Regions from separate parts of the Homo sapiens genome. Here region 1 is linked to region 2. Evidence: chromatin loops called from intact Hi-C (ENCODE). Cell type or tissue: MCF 10A. All regions are shown on one strand. Links, peaks and the distances in the headings refer to the core of each region. The heading gives the core; the rest is flanking DNA.

Region 1 (8,337 bases), core at 122-8,121, 110 kb after region 2:
GCACACAGGGTCTGTGCTCATCTCTGTGGCAGAGTTCTGCAAACTCTTTTTCTTAAAAGGGAAGAGAATGCATATTCTCCGTTGTGCTGACCCTGGGGTCCTGTTGCAAGTACTCAGCTCTGCTGCTGTGGCACATGCAAGTAGCCATAGACAGTACAGAACCCAACAAAATTTCATTTGCAAAAACAGGAGGTGAGCTGAATTTGGCGAGGGGGCTGTAGTTTGCTGCCTGCACCTTGCTATAAGGTCTCACACCTAGTAAATACTCAATGGATACAGTCATTGTTATTGATGTTATCTATCAAAATAGCTTTAACAATATATGATAATAATATACATACATCTCTGAGCCAACTTCTCCAGTACAGACACAAAATCGTGGAGAACAGTGATTCTTCAACTTTACCGTGCATGAGAATCCATGGAACTTCTTAACAATGCGGAAGTGGCCTCATCTTCAAAGAACCTGATGCAGATAATCTGAGTTAGAGCCCAAGAACTGGCAAAAAAAAAAAAAAAAAAAAAAAAAAAAAAAAAAAAAGAAGAAGAATAATCTGCTATTTAAAATTAGAGCCCAAGAATTAATTGGCAAAAAAAAAAAAGAAGAAGAAGAAGAAGAAAAAAGAAGAAGAATCTGCTCTTTAAAATTAGAGCCCAAGAATTGGCAAAAAAAAAAAAAAAAAAAAAAGAAGAATCTGTTATTTAAAAGAGCATTCCCGGGTGGCCCTGATGATGGAGAACTGGGGTGAGCATGCTTACAAAAAACACTAAGCGTTTGCTTAGATGAATCATGCACTGAAAAGCAATGAAAGACGTCATGGGAAAGGCTGGCAGGAAACTCATGAGTAGGGAGGAGCCAAGTCATGTCCCTGGCAGGACAGTCCTTCAGCCACTTTAGGGTGTCCCTGGAAGGGACAGTGACTAGATAGGCATGGTGGAGTGTTGAGAACAACAGATCTCATTGGGAAAGCGTCTACTATGTGCCAGGTGGTTCCCTTGGGTTAACTCAATTCTTTCAACAACTCTTACATCTGTCCCCTCCCCATCAGAATGCAGCAGGGAGGAGCAGAGCTTGCCTACCAATGGGCGGGATGCTGGTGTCAGGGTTTGTGTTCTTGCCACTTCTTCGCAGAACCCGCATGAAGATCCGGGAGTTTGGGGCATGGAAAAACTGGGACACAGAGGGTGAACTGGGCTCAGAGTGGAGAAGGGACCCGTGGGTGTTCAAGGCCTCAAGACCCAAATAGGTCTGGAGGAAAAGAGCCTGGCTTTCCAGCCAGCTCTTGATCATGTTGACTGGCTGATTTCTCAAGAGTCCCAAGGGGAAGTTCTCAGATTTCCAATTCTAAGCAAGGGAATAATGGTTCTTAGTATCAAGGTCACATGACCCACTCTGCAGCGCACCTGTATCGGGATCCAGAGCCCGGTGCCTCAGTTCTTGCTGTGGTTTGGCAAAGAGATTCCTGCTACTTCAATTTTCACTGAATGGCCACCCCTGAGCATGCAGATGAGGCTTGATAAATTATAGCTGAATTCCCCTGGTGCCCAAATCTTTTTTTTCCTCATTTACAGTACTTTAGCACTGACAGTAATAAAAGCAAAAATTGTCACAGGTAGACACTTTCTCCATTGAAAATGATTTAATCTTCCCAGCATTCCTGTGGTAATCATGTGAGAATTAATGCATATTTCACGGAAATTTCACATCTATCAAACGTTATACCCATTTTAGAGATGTGGAAATCAAGGCTCAGGAAGACTATATGATGTTTTTCCTCAAATTGTAAAGTTATAAGTAGAGGAGGCAGGATGTTAATGATACATTTAACCACCGTGACATGAGCCTTTTTAGTTTCAAAACACTCACTCATGTATGATTTCGTTTGCACCTTACTTACAGCAACCTGTGGTTTGTTCAATGGTAAAGTCCTGGTTCTCAAAAGTGATTTCCAGACCAGCAGCATCCACAGCGCTTGAACTTGTTCAAAATGCAAATTTATCGGGCTCACTGCTAGACCCAATGACTCAGAAATTTGCAGAAAGAGAGATTCAGAAATCTGCATTTTAACAAGCCCTCCAGGCTATTGTGATACAAACTCACAGTTGAGAATGAGAGTGTAAGGAATTCTTTTTATAGATGAGGGAACAAACGGACAGAGAGGTCAAGCAGCCTGTCCAAGGTTGCAGAGGCAGTGGTTGCGGAGCTGGGCCTTAACCCCATTGTTTATGGTTTCTAATGAGAGACACCTGGGAGAAGCATTAAAATGCAGTTTCCCTTGTCCTCTCTAGACCGACTGACTCAAGATCTCCAGGGCTAGGGCCCCAACTTTGTCTTTCAGCAAACTTCCAGGTGAGTCTAGAGTTTTAGAATTCTTCCATAGTTCCTGTTGGACTATACTCGTGTAGTTATTTTCTCTTCCCACTGTCCAGTTTCCTTCTTTTCTTTCTCCCACATCCCTTCATTTTTTCCCCTTCTCCTATACTTTGGGCCTCTCTCCAAAACTAGCTAGTTGTTCATAACTAGTTTGTTGCAGAGAAACTAGAAGAAACCCAGGGTACCATGTCTTATACCTCTCCGTTTTTAAGCTGGTTAATAAAAAGTAATTAAAAGTCATCCACAAATATGTTTGTTGTTAGAATTTCAAACAGTGTAGAATTTTAGAGATTTTTAGAGAGTAAAAGCTGTTTTTCTTCTGATCCTTCCCAAAACCAGGCCACCCCCAATTACTGTTAATAGTTTAGTGTGTAACGTTCCAGACACCTACATTTTTTATTCGAATAAATATATGCAGATACACACTCAGAGGATAATTCAAAACAGAAATGGAACTACACTATTCCTATTATACTGTGACGTGGCTCACTTATAGATATTTTATACATTCCTTTGTGTGATTTTGTTTGTTTTTTATTTATTTATCTTTTTTTAATTTTACTTTAAGTTCTGGGATACATGTGCAGAACATGCAAGTTTGTTACATAGGTATACACGTGCCATGGTGGTTTGCTGCACCTATCAACCCGTCATCTAGGTTTTTAAGTCCCGCATGCATTAGGTATTTGTCCTAATGCTCTCCCTCCCCTTGCCCCCCAACCCCTGACAGGCCCCCGTGTGTGATGTTCCCTTCCCTGTGTCCAGGTGTTCTCATTGTTTAACTCCCACTTATGAGTGAGAACATGCAGTGTTTGCTTTCTTGTTCCTGTATTAGTTTGCTGAGAACGATGGCTTCCCTGCAAAGGACATGAACCCATTCTTTGTTATGGCTGCATAATATTCCACGGTGTATATGTGCCACATTTTCTTTATCCAGTCTATCATTAATAGGCATTTGGGTTGATTCCAAGTCTTTGCTATTGTGAACAGTGGCTCAATAAACATATGTGTGCATGTGTCTTTATAGTAGAATGATTTATAATTTGGGTATATAATACAAATAAATATAGCATATTCTTGCTAATGGTTATAGAGTATACCACTTTTGAAAGTATATGAATGAGTTGAATTAGTCACGAATAGATGGTCATTTTTGTAGCTTCCTATTTTTCACTATTGTAAACAGCATGACTCTAAATATGTGCTTGTACATATGCTTTTGTTTGTTTGTTTTAAGACAGGGTCTCACTCACTCTATCGTCCAGGTTGGAGTGCAGTGGTACAACCTTGGCTCACTGTAACCTCTGCCTCCTCGGTTCAAGTGATTCTCCTGCCTCAGCCTCCAGAATAGCTGACATTACAGGTGTATGCCACCACACCTGGATAATTTTTGTATTTTTAGTAAAGATGGGGTTTCACCATGTCGGCCAGGCTGGTCTCAAACCCCTGACCCCATGTGATACCCCCACTTCGGCCTCCCGAAGTGCTGGTATTACAGGCATGTGCCACCATACCCGGCCCATATGCTTCTTTGAATATGTGTAGTCTGAAAGGTGAATTGCTTTGGAGAGAAAATACTGGGATTCAACCTTCTGTCCACTTGGCAATTTTCTTCCATTCTTTTCCAGTCAGAGATTTCTATGCCTAGGAGGGTAATTGACACAGAATGACAGCTACTATTTTCACTGCTGCTTTTCCTTTTTACCTGCTTCTGGGGAGTAAGGGAGAGTTGAAAACTAAAATGGATGTACTCTCTTGCCAAAGTGGGAAGATTGTCATGAAGGCCAGCTCAAGCTTCAAGACAAAAGCTACTAATAGTGCTCTTGACATCATTCTTAGAGAGAAAGAAGATGCGCTTACTGATTGAAAAACTTGGCAGTTTTTAGCAACAAGGAAAGTTGGTGAATTTTCCCAGGTTAAGTGTGAAACATGACAGAGCTTGGGTGAGCTGCTCTGACTCCTTATTCATTGTTGCTATTTTCTTTTTTTTTTTTCTTTTTTCAAATTATACTTTAAGTTCTGGGATACACGTGCAGAACATGCAGGTTTGTTACATAGGTATACATGTGCCTTGGTGGTTTGCTGAACTCACATCTGAACCGGTCATCTACTCATTGTTGCTATTTTCTATGAAGCCCCAACCCCCTGTGATTTCAGTATAAACACCATACAGCCACCCACACCCCACCGGCTCCCTATGACTCAGTCACATGCTCATCCCCGAGTCATTAGAGAATGGAAATCATGAGCAAGATCTGGCTCACACCCAGGGAGTGACAAAGCATGTCCAGAAAATCAGGGATTCCCCTTCTGCCAAGGAGGCGCGAGTGGAGACAGCCAATTCTCCATGGTCAGGAGGGGGATGTTTCAAAGCTCCAGGCCTCTGAGGTTGGCAGAACTGCATGTTGTTTTGGGAAACTGTGCATTGCAGCAATTGTGAGAGAACAGAACTGTCTTCGAGGCAAGAGAAATAACAGAGCTGAAATAGACCATGCAATAATGGTGAACTGTAATCTCAGGTTTCATTGGTGCCATGATCTTAATTATAAATAGTATTTGAAACCCATTTTTCTCCCTCTTTAATGATAACAACTAAGTTTGTTAAGTAGTTACTCTGTTTTAGGCACTGTCCTAAGGGAATTAGAATACTATAAGTATTTTGGACAACAATTTGATCCTCAGGACAACCCTTTTGATAGGATTATTGTGATCTTCACTGAAAATTGAAGAAACTGAGTCTCAGAGGCTAGACAAGGACTTTGTTACACAGTTAAGAGAGTGTGAATCCCAGGCTTTGTGAAAGATTAAAATAAGCACAAAATAAATGCATGTTACAAATCATTACTGAAAAGGAGCAAATGCATTTAACCTCAAAGTTAGCTCGCAGTTTCTGAACGTCAAGAATCTGGAAGCAGCTTAACTGCATGGTTCTGCTTCAGAGTCTCTCATGACATGGCAGTCAAGTAGTCAGATGGGCTGTCGTCTCATTTGAAGGCTTGACTGGGGGAAATTCATTTCAATGCTTATTCATGTGGCTGTTGGCAGGAAGTCTCAGATTCTCACTATGTAGGTCTCTCTTCAGGGCTGCTCCCAAAATAGCTCCCCCCACCTGCCCCCCACCCCGCCCCCCACCATGATCAGTTGAAAGACAGAGAGGAGAGAAGAGAGCAGGGAGGAGGGAGAAGGGAGGAAGAAAAAAGGAGAGCAGGAAAGGGGGGGATGGGGGAGAGATAATATACCTGCAATTTCTTTTGTTATCTAATCTCAGAGGTGAAACACCATCACTTCCGCTGTATGCCATTGGTGAGACCAACCCTGGTATAATGTGGGAGGGAACTACACAAGGATAGGACTATTAGAAACTGGTTACCATAAGAATACATCTCTCCGCTAGAAAATCTTTGTGGTCTTCACGTGAAACAACACACCAAGGACCTAGTATCCTTTATTTTTTTCTCTCCATCCATCACTCCGACCAATGTCAAATATATACAATTGGAGGGAACATTTCTTGCCAAAGAATGAGGAGCTTCTATGTTGATTCTGCATGGGAATATCACCCGATAAACTTTGTTCCTGTCAACTCAGTCTCCTTAACAAATAGGCAGGTAGCATTGTCTTCCCTTTTACCACCTTGAATCAAGGATGCTGGTTATTCTAACTCCAATTCCATCTCGAAGGTTAATTCTCTACCTTGCTCTGCCCTCTTTGTGATGCACACAGACTATGAAACTCATGTTCCCTTACCCCGGCTTTCAGTTGGGTTTGACCAATGATAAACACCAGCAGAAGACTGAGGGTGGCAAGAGAGAGAGCTTGGGTATCAATGCCTCTACTCCCTCTCTGCTTCTGTATTATATATCTGAAAGGGTTTGTGGCTCCCCATGTCTACATCACTCACTGGGTGACCTCACCTCCATGGCTCCAGCTTTCACTGGACTCCAAGGGTCCTTTTCCTCCCACTGCCCCTTGTGTTCCAGGGTTGGTGACAACTTCCTGCTGTTAGAAGTCCCTGATGGTGCTTCATCATCCATTTCTGGTTCTCCTAACTCAGCTCACAATTCTGTAAATAGCCCTTATGGAAATGTCTCTCAGTTAAACAGCTGAACGAATTTTTTTTTTTTCTGCTGGGATCCTGGCTCCATAGACAATGAAATGGGCTCTGACTCCCACACCTTTGTTTCTTCACACTTCAAGACGATCCTTTAAACATGTATAAGTGTACAGAAGGGCATAAGGCTCACTTTCGTAAACATGGGATTTGAGAAATCCCTCGAGACATATTATGGGGTATGAGGATTCACATGACCTAGGATTCACATGGCCCTGACCACCACATCAACCTCGCAGAGCCTTTTTGAATCATCAAAAGTTTTATGCATTTTAAATGTGGAATGCATGAACGTGGGCTTTAAGAGGATTTCCAGTGGATGATTACCTAGGGCACTGAAATGTGAGGAGCTTGTTGGCAGGAAGTCTCTTCCTCATCCCCCAAATCCCGCCTCCCTACCAAAACCAATCACAGTTTGCAATTTGAGTTATGTAACACTGTGTATGGCCTCCTCTTTATTATAATTTCCTCATAGGAATCTTTATTGTTTTTTCTTTCTGAGGAAAGAAGGTAGAGGAAACCTAAGTTTAAGAACATCCCTTCCTTAGACGAATAAAATGTAGTAGTCTTCTATTACTGATCGTGTCTAAGAGAAAAGAAAAATAGCAAAGCTGGCAATGATTTTGCAAATCACTCCCTCTTACATTCATTTATCCATTCACTTATACCTTCCGAGATCTGTACCTTGTGTTAGGGAGGTTCTGAGGGTGCACAAAGAAATCCGATGGGGTATCTTCCCTCAAGGAGCCCACAGTTAAGAGAAATTAAGCAGACAAGAGCAAAACAGTCAAAGTAAAGAAGAGCTTTTTGTCATTGTATTTGTTTGTTTGTTTTTTTAAATCTAGACTTTCTCTCTTTTCCTCTACCACAGAAGGTCAAACTGAGGGCGCATTCTTCCACGTGCTGTGTTCCATAAGAGTAGATTAAATAATTAGGATGATTTTGTTCATATTTAAGAAGGCATTTCTCAGGCAGGCTTTATGGAGGAGAGGTGGAGAATGAGGGCACAAAAACCCAGGAGAAAACCATTCTAATTAAACCATACCTCCAAGCTAAAGGAAATCTCTATTTTTTTAATTTTTTTTATTAAATAAGCAAACAAAATCCTCTCGCTTCCCCTCTTTGATGAATCCTTGCTTCACGGCGGTTCCTGAAGTTACAACAGTACATGGGACCATTAGTCCAATCACCAACTATCAACTCAAGCTGGAGGAAGACAAATGAAGCTTTCTCCCTTTTTCCCTACACAACTTTAACACCACAATTACAGACGTACACATCAAGGTAGGAAGATTGTTGTTGTTGTTGCTTGTTGTTTGTATTTTGGTAGAGCTTCTTTTATCTTTTGTTCTTGGAATTTAAAAGATCTAAGGGAGTTGACCTGGAAAGATATTTATACTTTATTGGAGAATGGGAAAAGTTGTTTACTGGAAGATATATACAGTTTCATCTCACTTTTATGGACATATAAGTGCATGCCTGTGTGTGTCTGGGTGTATATATAATACTTAAGAATGTACAGAAAATGTGGATGAATATAAATTAAAAGGTAGTTTTCATTTTAAGTAACAAAATTGCAGATCATTGTTATTTTTCTCTTTGTGTTTATATGTTTTTTTTCAAATTTTTAACCTTTTAATATTGCCACCACTTATGGAATACTTGCTATGTGTTTTCATAAGTGCTGTTTACATCCATTACCTCATATAATCCTTTCAGATACCCCACGGAGAAGGGTCCTATTACTGTTCCCATTATGCAGATCAAAAAAGTGAAGTCCAGAAAGATTAAGACTCTTGTGTAAAGTCACAAAACTCATAAGTTATAAGTTTAAGATTGGATCGGCCGGGTT
Region 2 (8,337 bases), core at 217-8,216:
GTTTTGTACAAAAGTTTCCCAGTTGATTAAGACTCATTGCTTTGGGAGGACCACGTAATGTTTGGACAAGCAAATAAGTAGGGGGAAAGTCAGGCTGCCCTGAAGTTTCTTTGTCTGGGTAAGAAAGTTAATTGCGTGCCTTAGGTGCTTAGTGCATACCAGCCCCTTTCCCAGCCACCAGCTAGTCGGCTGCATCTTTCCAACACCTAGATGTTGCTTTTCATCCTAGTTGCCTAGATGCAGCTCCTGAGATTCAGATAGGTTGAATTCAGACCCCCAAGCCATGCAGCTGGCCAGCAGCAGAGGTTAATCCCACCCAGGGCATCCCTTTGAAGATGCCTGGATATGCATAGCCGCAAAGGCTTAAAAAACATCATGGAGAAAGCGAGAAGTGGGCAATGACTTCACTAAAAGTATTTCTGGGCCACTGGCCAAGTATGGCAATGAGTCTCTTGCTCTTGAAATACAGGGTGGCCTGGAGGAAGCTGGGGGAAGCCAGGGGGTGAGGAGGGTACTTCCTGGGTGCCAATGGATACCATCTGAGCTGCAAAGCCCTGCAGTGACGAGCAGCATTTATTCTGCCCACCTCTCGCACCAGAAAAGTTATGACTGCTTCCAGTTCTAAGACTTCAAAATATAGCACAAAAATCAGCCTCCACTGCTTCCCCTCACTCTTTCTCCTGATTTATTTATTTATTTAATTTATTTATTTCCCTTTTCTCTTGTGCCCATGAAGTTTGCCTCCCTTCAAATATCCTTGTTTGTTAGAAGTGATTCCAAGGCTGGGAGAAAAACCTCACCTCAGGCTGGTCATTACTTACTGGGGAGAGTCAGAAGCTGAAAGTTCCTCCTACCCCACACCATAAATAAACTGTCTCCTTCTTCAACCCACAAATCATTCCAGATTTTTGGAGTAAATAGTAATAGCTGTGTTTTCCCCCATGGGCATAGCTGAGGGTGTATTGTATGTGCATGTATGTGTTCAATCTAATTTAATTCTTTTTTTTTTTCTAGCCTTGTGAAAGCACCTTTGGCTCCACCCTCCACTTCTGAGCACTCTTTTGAAGGGATTAGCACTCCCAGACTCTGGACTCGGGGGCTTGGAAAAGCTCTATAGGTTTGAGATTTACTGTGGCTCCAGGGAGCTGAGAGATAGGCCAGCCTGAGTCAGGGCCGGAAGAATGTTCTTCTATTGTTCTGTCTGGGGGACAGGCACTCTGGCAGTCATAGTATCTTTCACTCTATTCGCTTTCACTGCACTGGCTCTGGTTTGCGAGGTGTCCCCAGCAGCCTCCTGCATGGTGCCCATCACTCACTCCACACTGTCCTCCCTGTAATCTGTCTTCTGTGCCAGCCATCCTTGAAGTGACCTTCCTTTTTTTGTTGTTGTTTGAGACAGAGTCTCACTCTGTTGCCTAGGCTGGAGTGCAGTGGCCTAATCTTGGCTCACTGCAACATCTGCCTCCTGGGTTCAAGCAATTCTCCTGCCTCAGCCTCCCGAGAAGCTGGGATTACAGGTGATCGCCACCACGCCTGGCTAATTTTTGTATCTTTAGTAGTGACGGGCTTTTGCCATGTTGGCCAGGCTGGTCTCAAACTCCTGACCTCAAGTGATCTGCCTGCCTCGGCCTCCCAAAGTGCTGGAATTACAGGCGTGAGCCACCACTCCCAGCCTGAAGTGGCCCTTCTAAGCCTCTGATCTTATCATCATTGAGTGCTTTTCATCATCATGCTGGGTCCCTGCCGTAAAACCTCCCAGTGCCTTCTGGTCTTAGTTTGGGTTCTTCCACAAAGCAGACCCACAGGTAGGGATTTGGGTACAGTCAAGAGGCTGCATACCATGCTAGTTAAACACATGAATTTGGACTCAGATGTTCTGAGTTCAAATCCTGACTGTATGACTTGGAACCACGCTTTCCATATCTGTAGAGTGTGAACAACCAGCATATCTACCTTACAGGGTTACGGTAAGAATGAAGTGTGTGAATAAAGCATTCAGTGCTGAGCTGGCCACAGAAGGAAGGTTTTTATTATGGGATACATCCTGGCATAGCTTTCTGTTCACAAGGCCCACCTGCCACATTATAGTTGTTAGTCTCTTTGTGTGGCTTAGTCTGCATGCCCTAACCCCAAATTCCATGAGCATAGGCTTTATGCCTCACGTAGTTCTGTATCCCTCCCAGTGCCTAGCTCTGAGCTGAGCAAACAGACACTCATGATAGGTGGAAGGGAACCAGCAGGTACTGACCTCCTTCCTATGTAAACAACAGGCATTATCCTTATTTTGAAAATACATAAATAGAGACTTAGATGTTAGCTAACTCGACCAAGGTCACACAGCTTGAATTTAGAACATGTTTGAACTGACCAACTTCAACCTTAATGCATGATTTTTATTGCACTGAGCCACTTGCTCATGGTTTGACCCAGAAGAGAAAATACCAACCAAATATTAGAGATGACATTTTACCAACTGCTAGGACTAAGAGGTGATGAGAAAGAGCCCAGTGACCAAGGTGTGGGTGTATCCAGGAAAAGAAATAAACCTGTATGATCAAGGCGCCAGAATAGCTATCTTTATAGGTTATTTGATTGTAAGCAACAGAAACCTATTCTGGCTAACATAAGCCCAAAACGCTAGTATTGGAAGAATTGGAAGAAGTAGCTCACAAAATAGAAGAACCAGACGTCAGAGGGGTCAGGGAGCTGGTTGGACTTGGGATCTAAGTAGCAGTAAGTAATGTGATCAACCTGAATCACATGACAGCCTCTTAGCTCTAGGCAGTCAGGGTTTGAGTGACTGTCCCACGCAGACTGCATGTAACAACAGTGGGTGGGAACAAGTTTCAAAAAGGGAAATGAGCATGCTAAGACCAGAAAGAAAAGAAATAGATATTAGGTTGGCCAAAACAGCTGATGCCCTTTGCAGTGACAGTGTCAGCTAATTTTAGCAATATATATCATCTGCTGGGTTTTCTATGTGTTAGGCAGCATTGCTCTGTACAGTTTTGCAGATTGCATCCTGCCCAAGACCAGCTTGCTAAGGAGGCACAGAGGTGCTAAATCCCGGGCCAATCACTGCTTGCCAAATAGCTGTATTAACCCAGAGGAAGGGACGTCTTTCCTAACGTGCAGAAAAACACCAGGTATAAATCATCCTATTTAGTCCTCTCAACAATGCTGAAAGGTAGGTGTGGTAGATTAAAAATGGTCACAAATTCTTTGCTTCTCTTCCTGTTGAGGAGATAGCTAAATCCTTGGGGAATGGAGCTCATGCTACATGCATTGTTGAGAAGCAGAGACTAAACACCCTCCCCCCTGAATCTGGACTGGCCTTAACAACTCACTTGACCAACAGAATATGGTGGAACTAATGGCTGGAACTTCCAAAGCTAGGTCATAAGAAACCTTACTGCTTTTTTTCCCCTGGGTTTTCTGGTGCTATGAGACACCATGTATAAAGTTCAACTACTGTATTCTATTGATCCGTCACAGAGCTCAGATTTAAGAAGTCATAAACACATCACCTGTTAACCTAAGAGTGTCCAAACAATTTATGACCACCTTCAATCTACCAAATCGTTGGTTGAACTCATTCAACAAGCATTTGTTTGTTGAGCATCTGCTTTATACCAGACACTAACTTAGGCCCTGGGAATACAGTGGTGAACAAAACAGAAAAGTGATATGCTTCCATGGAACCCGTATTCTAGTGGGAGGCTGCATTCTAGCTTGAACAGATGGATCAATGAACTGGAAAGGAAAATGAAGAATGTCTATCTGGTCTCCAACTTTTGACCTGCTACATGTGTCCTATAAAATAATCTCACGATGTCACAAGATCCAATTTGCTCTTTCCAAGCCAATTTTCCACTCATTGATCATCTGCATTTAACTTTGAGGCAACAGCTGAGAAATTCTGAAATAGTAAGAGGAAGATTCTCCCTCTTACTTTCCATGGGCTGTCTGGCATGTCATAGGGCTCAGGGACTAGGTGCTGCCTGAAACTCTTGTGGCCGAGTCAGGTCCCCCATTAGCTCTGAGTTCTGGAAATTGACCAGAATTTACAAAGAAGGAGGGCATGGGGAGAATGAGGAAGCTAGAGTTGCATCATCCTGACTCAGGTCAGCCAGTGTCCACCTTGGCAATTGGCTGCAAGCTTTGGGATTGGCATGAGAAGGTTACGTTGACTGGGCCATCTAACCAGCAGCCTGAGGGCTGGGCCTGAGCAGCACCGAGGAATTTCACACATGGCGGTGCCAGCCTGGGTTCTGTTCTGGAATAACACATGCAAGTGACAGGGAAAACTCGTGAGTCATTGAGCTAATCTCAGCTCTTTTAAACTGGGTGCCTGGAAGATGAGCAAAGTTCTGACTTCAGCACCATCAAAGAGGTTATATGGCAAAGTCAACAGTTTCAACAGGGAGGAAAAGGCTGAATCACCCAGGCCATTGCTTTCCCCTTGCCTGAGTCAGGAGTAAAGGATTAAGTATTCTATTTTAGGGAGTTCCTAAGTGCTCCTGAGGAGAGCTTCCAATAGAGGTGAGTAGGTTCCTATTAACTCTGCAACACACCTTTCAAGCTAGAATCCATTTATTTTACATTTCCATTATTGGGCAACCAAATGCTATTTATGAGCTCCAACTCTGAGTGTCCACAGATATAATTTATGTCAATCACCTAGATTTGTTTTTCTAAAAATGTGCTCTGTAGAACATTAATTTTCTGGCACTCCTGATAGGTGACTGGGCGAGGTAGGGGGTTAGTATGCAGAAAAAAAATTGATCATCAAATATGGGATATACTTGGGAAATACTTGGTTACATTTTCTTCAATAGATTTTTCTACTTTAGGACTTTTCAGAGCCTTTGGTATGCTAATGTACATTGCAAATCTTCAAAAAAGCTTTAGATCTTATTAACCCTTCCCGACTTGTTTTGTCCATGAACCCCAACTTTGGAGAGTAAAGAAATCGTTTTTCATGAAGACACTTTGAGAAATGTTGTCCTTGAATCGTTTAGAACAATTCTCTCAAATTGTGGGCATACAAATTAACCAGAGACCTTATTATTAAAAATGCACATTTCCATCTCAGACATTAAAATTGAGTAGGTCTTGGGTGAGGTCCAGAAATATTCATTTAATAAACATTTCAGGTGATTTTGAAGTGAGTGATCCATTGCACACACTTTGGAAACCACTGCTTTAGAGCTAGAGTTGGAAGGCAAGTAAATTTAATCCTTGATTTTAGAGATAAGGAAACTGAGGCACTGAAAGTGATTTTTCATACAGTGAGTTTTTTGTGAAGTCAGGGATTGGTCTGAACTCCCAGATTAGAAAAAACCTCTCTCATCACGTAATGAGACATGCGGTACTTCATATGTATCTGAGATTTCTGGAAATAATAACAAATTAAGCATTCAAGGAGTGTTGAAATCACGGAAGGATAAGTAACTGAATGAATGAGTAACTGTATACCCCTATTCTACTCACTTATACCTCTTTTGATGCAACCCAAGAGCACAGTTTGTTTGATGGGTTCTACTTTATGGCAAAGAAAACTGAGGTTCAGAGAAGTTAAGTAATTCGTTCAATGCCACACAGCAAGTCAATGGTAAGGTCATAGTTGTAAATCAGGATTTTTTTCTGATTCCAGATTTCATTCCATGGCCAACCTCAGACCCTAGAATCAGAAGTGGATTTGCTTCTCAGCTCTGCTGCTTGCTAATTGTGTGACACTGCTCAAGCAACATAACTTCTCTGAGCCTTTTGTGTAAAATGAAGATAGTAACTCGCTTCATTGCTTTGCTGAAGGCATTAAATGAGGTAAAGTGTGTACACCATGGCAGGTGCCTAGCATGTGCTAAGCACTTTGTAAATATTAACTGCTGCTAATAATAATATTGATAACTGTGAATAGCATCTAAAAGAGAGCAATGCACATCGTGAAGGAAAATAAATTTCTTTTTTGGATAACAATGCCATGGTCATAAGCTTGTAAGGTCTGGCTTTCTTGGTGTGTCCTGTTGGGTCCCAGACTCTCAGAATCCCAGAATGGAAATGGGCTCTCGAATTCACCTGGTCTAAGACCCAGCCCCTAATGTAGATTCCCTGTGAGAAGGTCCCAGCAGCCGCATCTTCTCTCAGTTTATCACCTCCACTGACAGTGAATTATTTCTAGACAAATAGGAGCAATTTTTAGTGCCCCATTTCCCGAAGTGTTGCCTAAGCACTACAACCCCCAGAAGCTGGTCCTTAAGAAAAGAATTCTGCATTCAAATAAGCTTGAGCAATGTCATTTGCTATTTTTTTTTTTTTTAAATGCCGTGGTGTGATCTGGGTGGCTCACTGCAACCTCTGCCTCCCGGGTTCAAGCGATTCTGTGCCTCAGCCTCTCTAGTAGATGGGACTACGTGCACGTGCCACCATACCCGGCTAAGTTTTGTATTTTTAGTAGAGACAGGGTTTCACCATGTTGGCCAGGCTGGTCTCGAACTTCTGACCTCAGGTGATTCCCCCGCCTCAAACTCCCAAAGTTCTGGGATCACAGGCTTGAGCCACTGTGCCCGGCCTGTCATGTGCTCTTAACTGCCTCCCCTCACCCTACCCAGATATATTCATAACACCCATGTTCATGTTCAAGGCTCTGAGAAGTCCTGCAGTCAGGAAAGAAAAGTCACTCTTCGTTGAACCCATGGCTCTCCAGACTCATTTGATCAAAAAGCCACATTGACAGGCAGTTGAGCTTTTCCTCTGTGGAATCACTTTGGGAACTTCTTCTGTGCTAGAAAGTTTCCTCATCTAGTAGTTCATAAGTAATTTTTTTTTCTGCAACCATGCTGCTATGCTATGACATGATTCTGAATTCACATCAAGTCAAAATACTACTGTTATAGTTCTTTTAGGAAATACATATTTACTATTTAGTAATACTATGTAAATACTAAATAGTAAATACTATGTACTTATATATATAACTATAGTATTTAGTAATACTAAATACTAAATACTGTTTAGTATCTGGTACTGGTCCTAGTTGGTATGCACTGGTGCAGTTTTACTGGTTGTTTACAGCTGACATCTACTCTGAAAGCCCTCCGTCTGTGCCACATTGGTTGTTAATATTTTGAATGCCACTTCTGCTAACAACTCCTCAAGACTGTTCTGTCTCAAAGTCCATCGCTGTAATTCTTCGTTCTGTACATCAGCTTCCTGAGTCCCATCTCTTCTCTAACGGGACTCCTTGCCCAGCTCAGACCCTACCTTATCCTTTAACTTGCTTCTGCTACTAGTTAGTGACTTTAGTTTCTCTTCCTGACTCTCAGGGAACTTGTCCCCAGAAAATGTGCCAGAGAAGAAAGGTTAATGAAGAGTCACAAATCCCAGCACAGCACTCGGTGTTCAAAAATTGCCATTTGACCTTGAAATTCAAGCATGCCCTTGCACACACGCGCAGACACCTCCCAGACTTCCTAAATGCAAATACCGAACTCTAGCCCTTTGCCTATTGTAGCAGGGGTCTCCCTTCTCCCCATGAGGCAAATCTACTAAGAGAACTTCCAGAGCCCTTTCTTGGGGAGGGGAGGAAGGTTAAAAGTGTATATAGAGCATTCTTTCTGGCTCTGCTCAGGCAGGGCAAAAGGAGTGGGGTTTCTGGTTTCAAAGGGAGTACAAGCAAAGCTGCTGCTTTTGGATGCAGCCCCTCTTAGCAAAGTGAAGAGCTTTTTTTTAAAAATCCTCTCTCTCTCTTGCAAGCAAAGCCATAAATCATGAGCGCTCCTCCGGTTCTGCGAGTGGGGGGTGGATTAAAGTTGTTTGGTTAGATTTGTTTGAATGTGTGTCTTTTGGTCTTCATCGCCTCTCCCTTCATAAACATCAGCTTGTAAGTTCTCGTCCCCTAGAGGACACACCGACAGCATCATGTTAAATATTTAGAACGGGAAACCACCTTACTCCACTGAATCGGAAAAGCAATCTTGGGAACGGCGCTCCACTGGGCATCCCTTCCCTCTCTTGAGCTCCCAGATGAGAAGGCAGCCTCCTTATACCCAGGTGTCACCTCAAACTGTCCCTGAGAAAGGAGTCAGGCTTGGTACCTAGTAGGCAAATGCTTGGCTGGGAAGATGTTGCTCCTTGGAGCAGGTTTTGTAGACCAAGTTTAATCAATAATATATATATATTTTTTGTGCCCGGGGGCAGGGCAGAGTCTTGCTCTGGTGTCCAGGATGGAGTGCAGTGGTGCTGTCTTGGTTCACTGCAACCTCCACCTCCTGGGTTCAAGTGATTCTCCTACCTCAGCCTCCCAAGTAGCTGTGATTACAGGTGTCCACTACCATG

Evidence for each region. Hi-C counts contacts between places; a loop is a spot of excess contacts. Peaks named below come from ENCODE experiments on the same cell type or tissue, not always from the same donor. Only the 100,000 strongest peaks of a DNase experiment are listed, where the experiment ranks them.
Region 1: it touches region 2 in a loop (13-fold over the local background); 4 of 110 quality-filtered maps call a loop at or near these places.

What each region holds. Positions count from the first base shown.
Region 1 is chr12:115,336,997-115,345,333 of GRCh38, forward strand. LOC124903082 (a long non-coding RNA gene) reads right to left here. Exons shown (of 11, transcript XR_007063592.1): 3 at 342-466. Among named protein-coding and RNA genes, the nearest start is that of LINC02463, 550 kb to the right of the region's middle. RefSeq lists an enhancer at 3,873-5,072. In MCF 10A, for the core only: no CTCF peak of the experiment used is centred there; DNase peaks (open chromatin) are centred at 805 and 4,645.
Region 2 is chr12:115,223,083-115,231,419 of GRCh38, forward strand. No RefSeq gene overlaps it. Among named protein-coding and RNA genes, the nearest start is that of TBX3, 540 kb to the left of the region's middle. In MCF 10A, for the core only: no CTCF peak of the experiment used is centred there; DNase peaks (open chromatin) are centred at 429 and 4,369.